2 separate regions of the Homo sapiens genome follow, and region 1 is linked to region 2. Evidence: chromatin contacts called from ENCODE Hi-C data. All regions are on one chromosome and are shown on one strand. Each heading gives the region's core, a stretch centred on a gene start or an enhancer-like site at or near the end of the contact. The rest is flanking DNA. Distances are from core to core; before and after follow the strand shown. Region 1 overlaps LOC105369460 (a long non-coding RNA gene). Region 2 holds the start of CFAP300 (cilia and flagella associated protein 300).

What was found. Hi-C counts contacts between places; a loop is a spot of excess contacts on that map.
Region 1: a loop to region 2 is called in a map of ascending aorta, with 2.7 times the contacts of the local background. The contact joins the enhancer-like site here to the promoter of CFAP300 in region 2. A Hi-C loop is called at or near these places in 2 of 168 maps with a recorded cell type or tissue (ascending aorta and chondrocyte).

What each region holds. Positions count from the first base shown.
Region 1 is chr11:102,277,016-102,283,240 of GRCh38, reverse strand. It overlaps LOC105369460 (a long non-coding RNA gene), which reads right to left. Exons shown (of 5, transcript XR_007062863.1): 4 at 4,152-4,219; 5 at 2,002-3,408. Among named protein-coding and RNA genes, the nearest start is that of BIRC3, 37 kb to the left of the region's middle. Within about 2 kb of position 3,345, at least 4 of the 41 ENCODE cell types and tissues checked have a DNase peak (open chromatin) inside an H3K27ac peak, as active enhancers do.
Region 2 is chr11:102,045,161-102,051,248 of GRCh38, reverse strand. CFAP300 (cilia and flagella associated protein 300) reads right to left here and starts at 3,812. Exons shown (of 7, transcript NM_032930.3): 1 at 3,669-3,812; 2 at 3,353-3,434. The coding sequence starts at 3,778.

The sequences.
Region 1 (6,225 bases), core at 2,096-4,595, 230 kb before region 2:
AAGTCACTGGGAAGACTAAATAGAGGAAACTGAGTTTTTTCTCCCACCCCAACACAGACATCATGACTGAGCTCCCATAGTCAGGAAAAAACTTGAGAATGGAAACCATATTCTATTTTTTTTTCATACAAGGTCTCACTGTCATCCAGGCTGGAGTGCAGTGGCATGATCACAGCTCACTGCAGCTTTGACCACCTGGGCTCAGGCAATCCCCCACCTGAGCCTTCCGAGTACCTAGGACTACAGGCTTGCGTCATCACTACTGGCTACTTTTTTTCTTTTTTTTTTTTTTGAGACGGAGTTTCACTCTTGAGCAATGGCGCGATCTCGGCTCACTGCAACCTCCGCCTCCCAGGTTCAAACGGTTATTCTGCCTCAGCCTCCCAAGTAGCTGGGATTACAGGTGCCCGTCACCAAGCCCAGCTAATTTTTCATATTTTCAGTAGAGACAGGTTTTCACCATGTTGGCCAGGCTGGTCTCGAACTCCTGACCTCAGGTGATCCACCTGCCTCAGCCTCCCAAAGTGCTGGGATTACAGGTGTGAGCCAATGTGCCCGGCCTAATTTTCTTTTTAATTTTGTAGAGATGGGGTCTTGCTATGTTGTCCAGGCTGGTCCTGAACTCCCAGGCTCAAGCAATCCTCTAGCCTCAGCCTCCCACTGCTGGGATTACAGGCGTGAGCCACCATGCCTGGCCATTGGAAACCATATACTAAGGGGTGTGGAACAAGCTTGGGTCCCTGATGACTGTGGAGTTGCTCTATCAATGCTGGACCTCTTTATCACAAAAGAATAATAAGAATAAACATTTTCCTTGTTTATATCACCGATATCTGGGTGAAATCTACTCCAAATTGCAACAGTTACTAAAGGCTGGGATTAGAATCTGAACCCAAACACATATGATGTTAAAGTCTCACATTCATTCCATTACCTTGCCAGCTTCCCTGACCATGGAAGCAGGTCTGCAACAAGCCCTGGCTCAGCCACTAACACACACAACAAACAAGTACCGACTACAATATATAGGAGTCATATGCTCTTCTAGGTTCCAGCATACAACAGTAAACAAAGACAAAAATCCCTGGGATTTAATTAATATTCTAATAAGGAATGATATACAATTTTTTAAAAATATGTAAAATGTAGGCTGTGTTAATGATAAATACTATAAAGCTAAATAATGCAGAAAATGTAGATAGGGAATGCTAGGAAGAAGGGTTTCAGGATTTGTTGATTTGTTTTTATTGTTTTTGTTTTGTTTTGTTTTTGAGATGGAGTCTTGCTCTGTTGTCCAGTCTGGAGTGCAGTGGTGCGATCTCGGCTAACCACAACTTCCACCTCCCAGGTTCAAGCAATTCTCCTGCCTCAGCCTCCTGAGTAGCTGGGACTACAGGCGTGAGCCATCATGCCCAGCTAATTTTTGTGTTTGTATCAGAGATGTAGTTTCACTATGTTGGCCAGGCTAGTCTCGAACTCCTGACCTCATGATCCACCCTCCTTGGCCTCCCAAAGTGCTGGGATTATAGGCGTGAGCCACTGCACACGGCCTTGCTAATTTTCTGTATTTTTAGTGGAGACGGGATTTTGCCATGTTGGCCAGGCTGGTCTTGAACTTCTGACCTCAGGTGATCCACACACCTCGGCCTCCCAAAGTACTGGGATTACAGGTGTGAGCCACCACACCCAGCCCCTGAAATTTGAATTGAAGACAATTTTTAACATGTCATGAAATGTTATCCTTTTGATTTTTTTTTTTTGCAGCCATTTAAAAATGTATCTTAACATTCTAGTCAAAAACAAAAACAAAAACAAAAACAAAACAGGCAGTAGACTGGATTTGACCTGCAGGCTGTACTCTGCTAACCCCTGCTTTAGACAGATGTACATTTATTCAATTTTTTTCTTAACTTGGTACATTTTTTTAAATGCATGCTAATGATGAACTTCTTAAAGTTACAGTGCTGGTATCTTGACCCACCAAAAAAAAGTGGTTGCAAATCATAGATCCAAAATGTATTTGAGGCAGAAGATTGTTCAGAACAAAAATCACTGAAAAGATACATTTTTAGACATAGCTCCTTTACAATTACTTCTTGATAGACAATGGAATTTAACTCTGCACTTACATTCTAATTCTACTTTGACAACGGAACCATTGGAAAAATGTTGGCGTATATTTCTCCAGTTTTGGTTTTATATTTTCTTTATAACTTAAAAAATCTAATTATCATTCTTTTTTGAGAAGGCACTCAATAAATGCTTTTTGAATGAATGATCCAGTCTGTTAAAACTGAAACATTTGCATTCACCCTGGCTTAGGCAAAATTGTAATGAAAGTTATCTTGAACATGCACAGTCTGCGTTTTTCTCTCTATACGGTATGTCTTCTATTAATGTTGTTTTTAAACAACCTTTTCCCTTTCCTTCTCTTGCTGAGATCTCAATACCCTTGCGATCCCTTCCACTTTTTATTAAAACCTGTGCTTAGGGTGAATAAGAGCGTTACTCTTAGAATATTGTAAATAACTTCTAGCAGCAAACTGTTTTACTACACTGTTGGGCTCATTTGCATTTTAATAGAATGAATGAAGCTTTGCATCTGGCATGTTAATACTCAGGGAGCCAACAGGTGGGGAAAACATTTCTTCCAGGAACCTCAGGTAAACTTCTGCTTCAGAAATCATGTCCCATAAGAAGTCACCTCCTTCACCTATGAGGAAAGACAACCACGCTGTCACTGGGCGGAATGGTCACAGCTGGCCTGTGGTGGAATCATGCATTGTAACAGGCAAAGGCTCCAATCAAGCCTGTCCTCTACCCTAGATCTGGGGCTGATAGCATTCTGCAAGAACAGCCACAAAATAAGAACAGGAATCATCTGCACTTTGGAAACACCAACACACTGAGACCTGTTTTGGAAAAAAACAGTGTCTGAAATGGAAAGCTTAGGGGAGACACTTCAAACTCAAAGAACTCCCTGCTGAGATTTTAAAGCCCCACCACATAAAGAAAAAACCTTGACGTGTTTGACTAGCAATTGACAATTTATGTAAAATATCAACTTTCATATCACCAATATTTATATCGCCTAACTTTTATAAGGAACATAAAATATACACATGACTATTCGACCTGCCAAGAAATGATAGCTTGGTATACTGTCATTGGCCTTGGATCATCGCTTGAATTGAGCAACATAATTCAGAGCACAGAGTCTCCGACTCACGGGGAATATAAAATTCTTATCCAAGGACAATGTAACCCGCTTGCAAATATAATAGCGCACGTGCAATTCATCGCGTCTCTCTTTCCCCTTTTGTTCATTTGCTCTCCACTAGAGGATGTGATCTCTGAAACTTTGCTCTTTATGCCGATGGTTTGCAGGGGACTGAGTGAGAATGGGAGCTGAAAGAGAAACAAGACCTTCGAGTTCTCACATTACATTATACTTTCCAACCGTTTGAAGTTAGTGTAACCCTTTGCTAAGTACTTGGCAAACTTTAAACTATACATCTGTGAAGCTGGGTTTTTTTTTCCTTCACATTACCTTTCACCTACTTTAAAATAAACCACTCATTGTTCAAGAGGGAAAAATCAAATTTGTTTTTCCAAAGTAATCTATAATGGAGTAAAACATTGTTAGAAGGTTTGCAATTAACTAATTTACTGTGCAATAAATCTCAGAGGGAATGTAAATTAATGAGGAAATCACTTTTTACCTTCAATATTTAGGCTTCTATTTTCTTTATTAACAAAACATAAGCTTTTTTAAATTGGAAAAGTATATGAAGTTGATTTTTAAAATGTTTACACCATGGAGAAACATAAAATTAAAGTGAAAAAGTAATAGCTCATTTTCTTGTATATCTGGGTTTGTTTGGGTATTAAAATAATGAAAGCAAACACATGGAAATAAGAAATTTGTTTGCAAATGTATTAGATTTAACTTTAGTTTTAACTCTATTTCCCCAGATTTTATCACTTAGAGATGACAAAAACTATTTTAAATCAGTTTAGAAAGTGTAAAGAGGAGGCCTACTGTGTTCCAGGCATGATGTTAGGTATCAGAGGTGATATGAAGATGGAATGACCTGGAATCCTTAACTCTGTAATAGACATTTGTATAAAATAAAATGGAAACTTCATACCTTGGCTGGTAAGGGCTTTAATGATCTTCTTTGCCTGGTTCCCACTGCTTTATCATACACACCTTGTCCTACAGCCATACAAAATTATTTTTAATTCTCCAAATATGCCAAACCTTCCCAAGCCTTTATGCCTTTGCAAATACAGTTGTCTCTTGGTATCCATCGGGGTTTCAGGACCCTCTGCAGATACCAAAATCCAAGGATGCTCAAGTCCCTGATATAAAATGGTGTAATATTTGCATATAACCTACATACATCCTCTTGCATACTTTTGTTTGTTTGTTTTTGAGACAGGGTCTCACTCTGTCACGCAGGCTGGAGTGCAGTGGCATGATCTCAGCTCACTGCAACCTCTGCTCCTGGGTTCAAGTGATTCTCGTGCCTCAGCCTCCCAAGTAGCTGTGACTGCAGGTGTGCATCACCACGACTGCTTGCCTCAGCCTCCCAAAGTGCTGAGATTACAGGCGTGAGCCACCATGCCTGGCCTCTCTTGTATACTTTAAACCATTTCTAGATTACTTATAATACATACTACAATTTAAATACTATGTAAATTGCTGCTATACTATTGTTTAAAAAATAATAAAAAGAAAGGCCAGGCGCAGTGGCTCACGCCAGTAAACCCAGCACTTTCGGAGGCCAAGGCAGGTGAATCACTTGAGGTCAGGAGTTCGAGACCAGCCTGGCCAACATGGTGAAACCCCGTCTCTACTAGAAATACAAAAATTAGCCAGGCATGGTAGCACATACCTATAATCCCACCTACTCGGGAAGCTGAGGCAGGAGAATTGCTTGAACCCAGGAGGCAAACTGCACTCCAGCCTGGGCAACAGACCAAGACTCTGTCAAAAAAAAAAAAAAGAATGAGAAAAAAGTCTGTACATGTTCAGTACAGATATGATTTTTTTTCCAAATATTTTCCATATGCAAGTGGTTGAATCCACAGATGCATAACTCATGGATGTGGAGAGCTGACTACTCATCTCTCTACTTGTAAGGCCTTTCCCTTGGAATACTCCATGAAGCTCTGGTCATCCTTCACAAGTCAACTCAAATCACCACCACCTCTTTAATGACTGCGGGTCCCTTAGGTAAGTAAAAGTCCTTGGATCTGCCGCACTCAAGACACGCCTATCCTTTTTTTTTGTTTTGTTTTTGTTTTTGAGGTGGAGTCTCGCTCTGTCGCCCAGGCTGGAGTACAGTGGCGCGATCTCGGCTCACTGCAAGCTCCGCCTCCCGGGTTCACGCCATTCTCCTGCCTCAGCCTCCTGAGTAGCTGGGACCACAGGTGCCCGCCACCATGCCCGGCTAATTTTTTGTATTTTTAGTAGAGACGGGGTTTCACCGTGTTAGCCAGGATTGTCTCGATCTCCTGACCTCGTGATCCGCCCGCCTCGGCCTCCCAAAGTGCTGGGATTACAGGCATAAGCCACTGCGCCCGGCCACGCCCATCTACCATATTTCTCACAATGGTTTCTTTTTCTTTTTTTTCTTTTTCTTTTTCTTTTTTTTTTTTTTTTTAGACAGTCTCACTCTGTCAGCCAGGCTGGAGTGTAGTGGTGTGATCTTGGCTCACTGCAACCTCCACTTCCCAGGTTCAAGCGATTCTCCTGCCTCAGCCTCCAGAGTAGCTGAGATTACAGGCACCCACCACCATGCCCTGCTAACTTTTTATATTTTTAGTAGACACAGGGTTTCGCCATGTTGGCCAGGCTGGTCTTGAACTCCTGACCTCAGGTGATCCACCTGCCTCAACCTCCCAAAGTGCCAGGATTACAGGTGTGAGCCACCATGCGCAGCCCTCACAATGGTTTCTAATTAGCGATTTCTTTTTCTGTCTATGGTGAGCTCCTTGAGAGCAGGCGGTGGGAATTTGTCTCCTTGATATTCCCATTGATTATCCGTCGCACCTAGCACATGGTGGGCAATATTGACAGTGCTGTGGAAGCAGTGGGGAATGAGTGACTTCCTCTTTCTGGCTGTAGGGAAAGACTTCCCAGAGAAGCTGACACATGGCTTTGATCAGGAATTTCTCAGGAAATACCAAGTAAAGAAAACACAATGTGCCGAAGTA
Region 2 (6,088 bases), core at 2,563-5,062:
AATGTTATATTCAACTATCTAGAATACTGCCACTTGTATGTACCTCGAATTCAGCATGCCTGAAACTGAACTCATTTTCCTTGTAATTCTTCCATGTTTTCTACACATTTAATGACATCATCAGCCACTCGAGTCAACCAAGCCAGAAACTTGGGAGTCATCCTACATGTCCCCCTCTCCTTTACTCTCAATATCTTACCATTCCTTAAGCCTTTCTCCTAAATCTGGGCCATACTGGTACTTGACATTATCATGTAACTGTCTAGAGGACAACAGTTTCCAATTTGGTGTCATTACTTCCTGACTCAGTCCTAACAACCCACCCTCCACACTTCTGCCAAGGTGATCTCAATATTTTAACATTTAAAGTCTGTCTTAAAAACTTCTCCTTCTTAGCCAGATAAAGTCCAAATTTCTTTGCATGGCACAAAAGGTCTTCTAAAATATTATCCCACCCATCTCTCCAACATTATCCTTGCCACTTCATCTACCTGATGAATTCCTACTCATCTTTCAGGCCCCGCCTTAAGAGTCCTGTCTTTTATAAATGCTCTTCTGACCACCTCAGTCAAAAATGATCACTTTCTCTTTTGTGTCACCAAAGTACCTTATGCCTCAGGTATGTATTTTATCACTTCTCTCTCTGCAATGCAATTTTTGGTATTTCCCTCCCTTTAATTGTGTCTATTCATCTATATAGACCTAGGAACTAAAGAGATGTTTGCCAGATAAATGTTTCCTTCCATCCATTTATCATCTCAGAAATACATTTTTGGAACATAATTTGTTTTTAAATTGAAAGGGAAAATTCAAAATCTGGAATTCTAGTTTAAACAATACCCTCTGTTCAGTAGTGAGTTTTTGTTGTAGAAACAGCATGGTTTCTAGAGTCAAAATGCCTGGGTTCTGCCCTTTGTTGAATGTTTTTGCATAAATTATGTAACCTTTCTGAATTTTAAGCTATAAAATGGGAGTCAGAACACCAAACCTGGCAGATTGTTGTAAAGATTAATGATAAACATAATATAAAAAGTGCTGACAGCTGAATCTGTGCACACTGGAGTCACTACTGCTATAGAAAAATACTTCATAAAGTAATAGAGAAATTATTTTTTTTTTGAGACAGGGTCTTACTTTGTCACCCAGGCTATGGTGCAGAGGTGCGATCATAGCTCAAGTAATCCTCCCACCTCAGCCCCGCAAGTAGCTAGGACTACAGGTGTGTGCCACCACACCCAGCTAATTAAAAAATTTTTAAAAAATAGCCACAGGATCTCACTATGTTGCCCAGGCTGGTCTCAAACTCCTGGGCTCAAGTGATCCTCCTGCCTCAGCCTCCCAAAGTGCTGGGATTACAGTTGTGAGCCACCATGCCCTGCCTCAGACTTTTTTTTTTTCTTAACATTTCTAGCTCCCCAAACTATACATGCCTTGTAAGCTGGGATCAGGTCTCTTCATCTTTTTATACCCTCTAGAGGGACACAGTAAATATTCAACAAATATTTATTGAATAAATGAATTATACTAAAATTTTTACAGTATTCTAAAATTCAGTGTCCTCAAATCCTGATCTTTAAAAAAAATTATAGACAGCCAGTACTGGTATAAATAAAAAATATAAAAAACTACATAATAATCTAACCATGAGTATTTGAGAAATGTTATTAATGTCATTATCAGTAGCATTATAATATAATGGCACTATAACACCATCTTAGGGAAAGGGAGGTAGACATTTAACCAATTTACTCTCTGTTATGGGTTGATAGTGTCCCCCCAAAATTTACATCCTTCCTGAAATATCACAAAGTGACCTTAGTTGGAATTAGCGTTGTTGCTGATGTAATTAATTAAGATGAGGTTATGCGGGGCCCTTAATTCAATATGACTGGTGTCTCTATAAGAAGAAGAGATGCAGACATATGAAGGGAAAAGGCTATGGGACTGACAGGAAGAGAAGAAAGTTCTGCAGCTGCAAACTAAAGGACGCCAAGGGAGGGTGGCAACCGCCAGAAGGCAGGAAGAGGCAAGGATGGATTCTCCCCTACAGGTTTCAGAGGAATGATGGCCCTGCCAGCACCTTGATTTAAGACTTCTAGCCTCCAGAACTATGACACAATCCTACCTAATGTTCTCCTTTCTCCATTTCCTCCTATTTTCTTTACTGCCCTTATCACTATATGAAATAATCAGATTGTTTTTTCATTTATTGTAGTCTTGCCAAGGCCCGTACAATCTTTGACAGCTGGGCTCTTGTCTTGTTCCTCCTCGTATCCCCAGCACTGGAAGGAATTCCTAGCACATGATAGGCCCTCAGGAAGTGTTTGTTATGCCAAACTATAAACTACAGTCAATGCATGAAGGACATGAATGGCAGAGAATGAAGATAACTTCATAAACTGTAACAGTATTTTCCATTTGATTGAGGAGAAAAAAAAAACAGGATTGAAAATAATGGACTAAATTTTAACAAACACACCAAAACTTAAACTTTCAAGTGAGTTTTACCTCTCTCAAAGTAGTCACCTCTAGTAGTCAAAAGACTTATTCAAATCACTGTGCTACGGCTTCATACTTTTTTGGGGGAATTCCTCATTTGGAACTGTTGGTAGAGCCTGAAGCCCAGTTCTCAGAGTGGGTGTGATGTTGAGAAAAAAATCGAAAGTAATTTGGAGCTAGTAAATAAAGCGGCGATAAAGCTGTGTGATAATATTTAAAATATTTTAAAATGAGATGTGCCTATTGAAAAAGAGAGGCTGGGGGTGGTGGCTCGCCTGTACTCCCCAGCACTTTGGGAGCCCGGGGATTCAAGACTAGCCTGGGTAACATAGTGAGACTCTGCCTCTAAAAAAATTTTTTTTAATTAGCTGGACGTGGTGGCCTGCACCTGTAGTCCCAGCTATTCAGGAAGCTTGAGCCCGGGAGGTCCAGGCTGCAGTGAGCTGAGATGGTGCTACTGCACTTTATTCAGCCTGGGTGACAGAGAAAGACCCTGTTTCAAAAAATAAGTAAATAAAATAAAATAAAACAAAATAAAATGAAACAAAAATAAACAAAGGGAGAAACTAATCTTCTAGAGAGCGCGCGATCTTCCAGAACTGCAAAGTTCCCCGAGGCAAGATACAAGATGCTGAAAGTAGAGAAAGAATGAACTAAATGGCAAACAAATTTATGATGACTGATTCGAAACGTAAAAGTTCCTTTAAAAAAATCATTTGCACCTTTTATTACTCCCAAACGCCAAGAAAACGACGTCAGTAAGGAATAGCGTGTTCACAAGAATCTATGCCAACTTGGGGGGAAGTTTAAAAATCCGCAGAGACCCAGGGAACTCTCCGACCCCCATACTAACCATAACGAAATCATCCTTCCGATAGGACTGAAAGGTCTGGTCAAAGCCGAACGCCTGCGCCTTGATTCTGCCCAGCATGGACCTGGGGCAGAGGAGGAAAAAGAAATCATCTGGGGGCTGGCACCCTCTCAGAGCGCACCGATAACCGATCCCACCCACAGCATCCGCCCTTCCCGGGTGGTTCGGGGTTCACTCAGGAAGCCTCAGGGTTCACTCAGAATGGCGCCGACCCGCGCGGGCCCCTCGACGCCCGGCCTGCGCCTCCACAGCCGCGAAGACCAAGGGCCTCTTCTCTCCCTGTGCCTCGGTTCCTCACCACTGGCGGAGCCGGCTGGTGATCTCCTTAGAGCTCAGAGACTGGAAGGTTTTCTGAGGCAAGAACCTGAAGTAGTAGCCACCCAAGTCCCCGAGCTCCCCAGTAGCCATCGTGCTCTCGGCTGGGTGGATGCCTGGGCCGTTTCCATGGAGACGCGGCGGCCGTCGTGTCGGAGCGACGCTGCGGGGGCGGGGCCACACGTCTCTAGGGACCCAGGAGTTCCGGCCTTGCCGCCGCGGGTGCAGGGAGGGAGGTTAGCCTGTCTTTCCCAGGAGCTTGTGCCACTCCACTCCCCAACCCCGGGCTTGGCGGTTAGGGAAACTAGGGGTCGGGGATGGAGACAAATTGCCAATCGATACTTGTTGACATTAACTTTTAATAATAATTACTCAGCATGGGTTAATATTCTAGTCTCAAGAGCTATAACCTCAGATTTACAGTTATCTACGTTTGATGACTCAAACGTTTCTGAAGAAAAGATTATTCTGAATTAATTAGGTTTATCTATTTTGGAAGACAAATGTCTATGTGACTACTTAGGAAACTATTCTGTTTTACCATCTGTTTTTTTTTTTTTTTCCTTAAAATGTACACTTGAAGGCCAAAAAAAAAAAAAAAATGTTTCCATACACAGTACATTACAACATGCTGTTTATTTATTTTTGTTTTTTAGACCACTTTTGTTCTGGTATGCGTGCTGTTTAATAGAAAACACACTTTTCTTATTTTCTATTGAAAATTATCTTCGTTTCTACTTTTTTTTTTTTTTGAGATGGAGTCTCGCTCTGTTGCTCAGGCTGGAGTGCAGTGGCGCGATCTCGGCTCACTGCAACCTCCGCCTCCCGGATTCAAGTGATTCTCCTGCTTCAGCATCCTGAGTACCTGGGATTACAGGCTAAGTTTTTGTATTTTTAGTAGAGACAGGGTTTCCCCATGTTGGCCAGGCTGGTCTCGAACTCCTGACCTCGAGTGATCCGCCCGCCTCGGCCTCCCAAGGTGTTGGGATTACAGGCTTGAGCCACCGCACCCGGCCTGTTTCTATGGTTTTTATTTTTGCCTTATAGCAGTGCATTTGGACTTCAGAATGGAGGGATAGTTCTTTTCCATCTCGTTGCTTTCTCTCCTTTTCCCCTAGCCCTTAAGAACTTGATTATTTTTTAACAGCATTAGCAGAAGAAGAGACAGGGAACAAAGACAAAAAAGAGAAACAGAGGGAGAGAGAGATAGATTATTCCTTTTCATTGATGTTTAGTATTCTGTTACTTGACTATACTACAGTTTATCCTTTTGGGCTGTTTCCTCTTTGAGGTTGTTATGAAAGCAGCTATGAACATTCCTGTGTATGCCTTTAGATGGACTTATGCACCATTTCTGTTGGAAATACATCCAGGATTGGAATTGCTCAGTTACATGGCATAAGTATGTCTAGCTTTACTACATACTGTCAAAAAGTTTTCTAAAGATCAGTTTACATCCCAACCAGCAATGAATGAGATTTCCCGTTGTTCAACATCCTTGCCAACACATAGTATTGCCAGTCTTTTAAAATTTTAGCCATTCTAGGGAGTTTGTATTAATTTTTTATTGTGATTTCAGTTTGCATTTCCTTGATAGTTAATGTTGCTGAGCAACTTTGCAATATGCTGGGTCATTTGGATATCTTCTTTAGTGAAATGCCTATTTGAGTGTTTTGTCCATTAGGAGGAAGAAGGGTTGTCAGTCTTTTTCTTACTAATGTTTAGGAAGTTTTTATATAATATGGATATGAGCCCATTGCCAGATATACATATTGCGAACATTCTCTTTGCTTGTAGCTTGCCTGTAGCTTTGATGCTCAGAAATTCTTAATTTTAATGAAGTTGAATTTATCAACTTTCTTTTTTATGTGTCAGGTTTGATTTCTGCCTAAACAAAGTCAAGAAGATAGTCTCGCATTTATGTCCATAATCCATCTCAAAATAATTTTTTGAAGCTGAAGATTAGTTCTTTCCCTGTGGTTTTTCAGTAGACGCAGCTCTATATATTGGTAAGACTATTTCTAATCCAGTGAATTGCTGTGGCACTTAAAAAAAAAATCAAGTGAGTGTTTTTGTTCTTTCTATTCAGTTTATTGGACTGTCCTTACACAAATGCCACATTGTGTTAATTACTGTAGGATTATATAAAGATGTGATATCTGATGGTATAAGTTGTCTAACTTTGTTATTCTTTTTCTTCAAGATTGCATAGGCTGTTGCTGTTTCATTTCTGTATAAATTTTAAATTGGGTTTATCATTTTCCATCAAAGAAACCTGATGGGATTTTTTTTTTTTTTTTTTTTTGAGACAAGAGTTTCACTCTTGTCACCCAGGCTGGAGTGCAATGGCGTGATCTCGGCTCATGGCAACCTCCGCCTCCCAGGTTCAAGTGATTCTCCTGC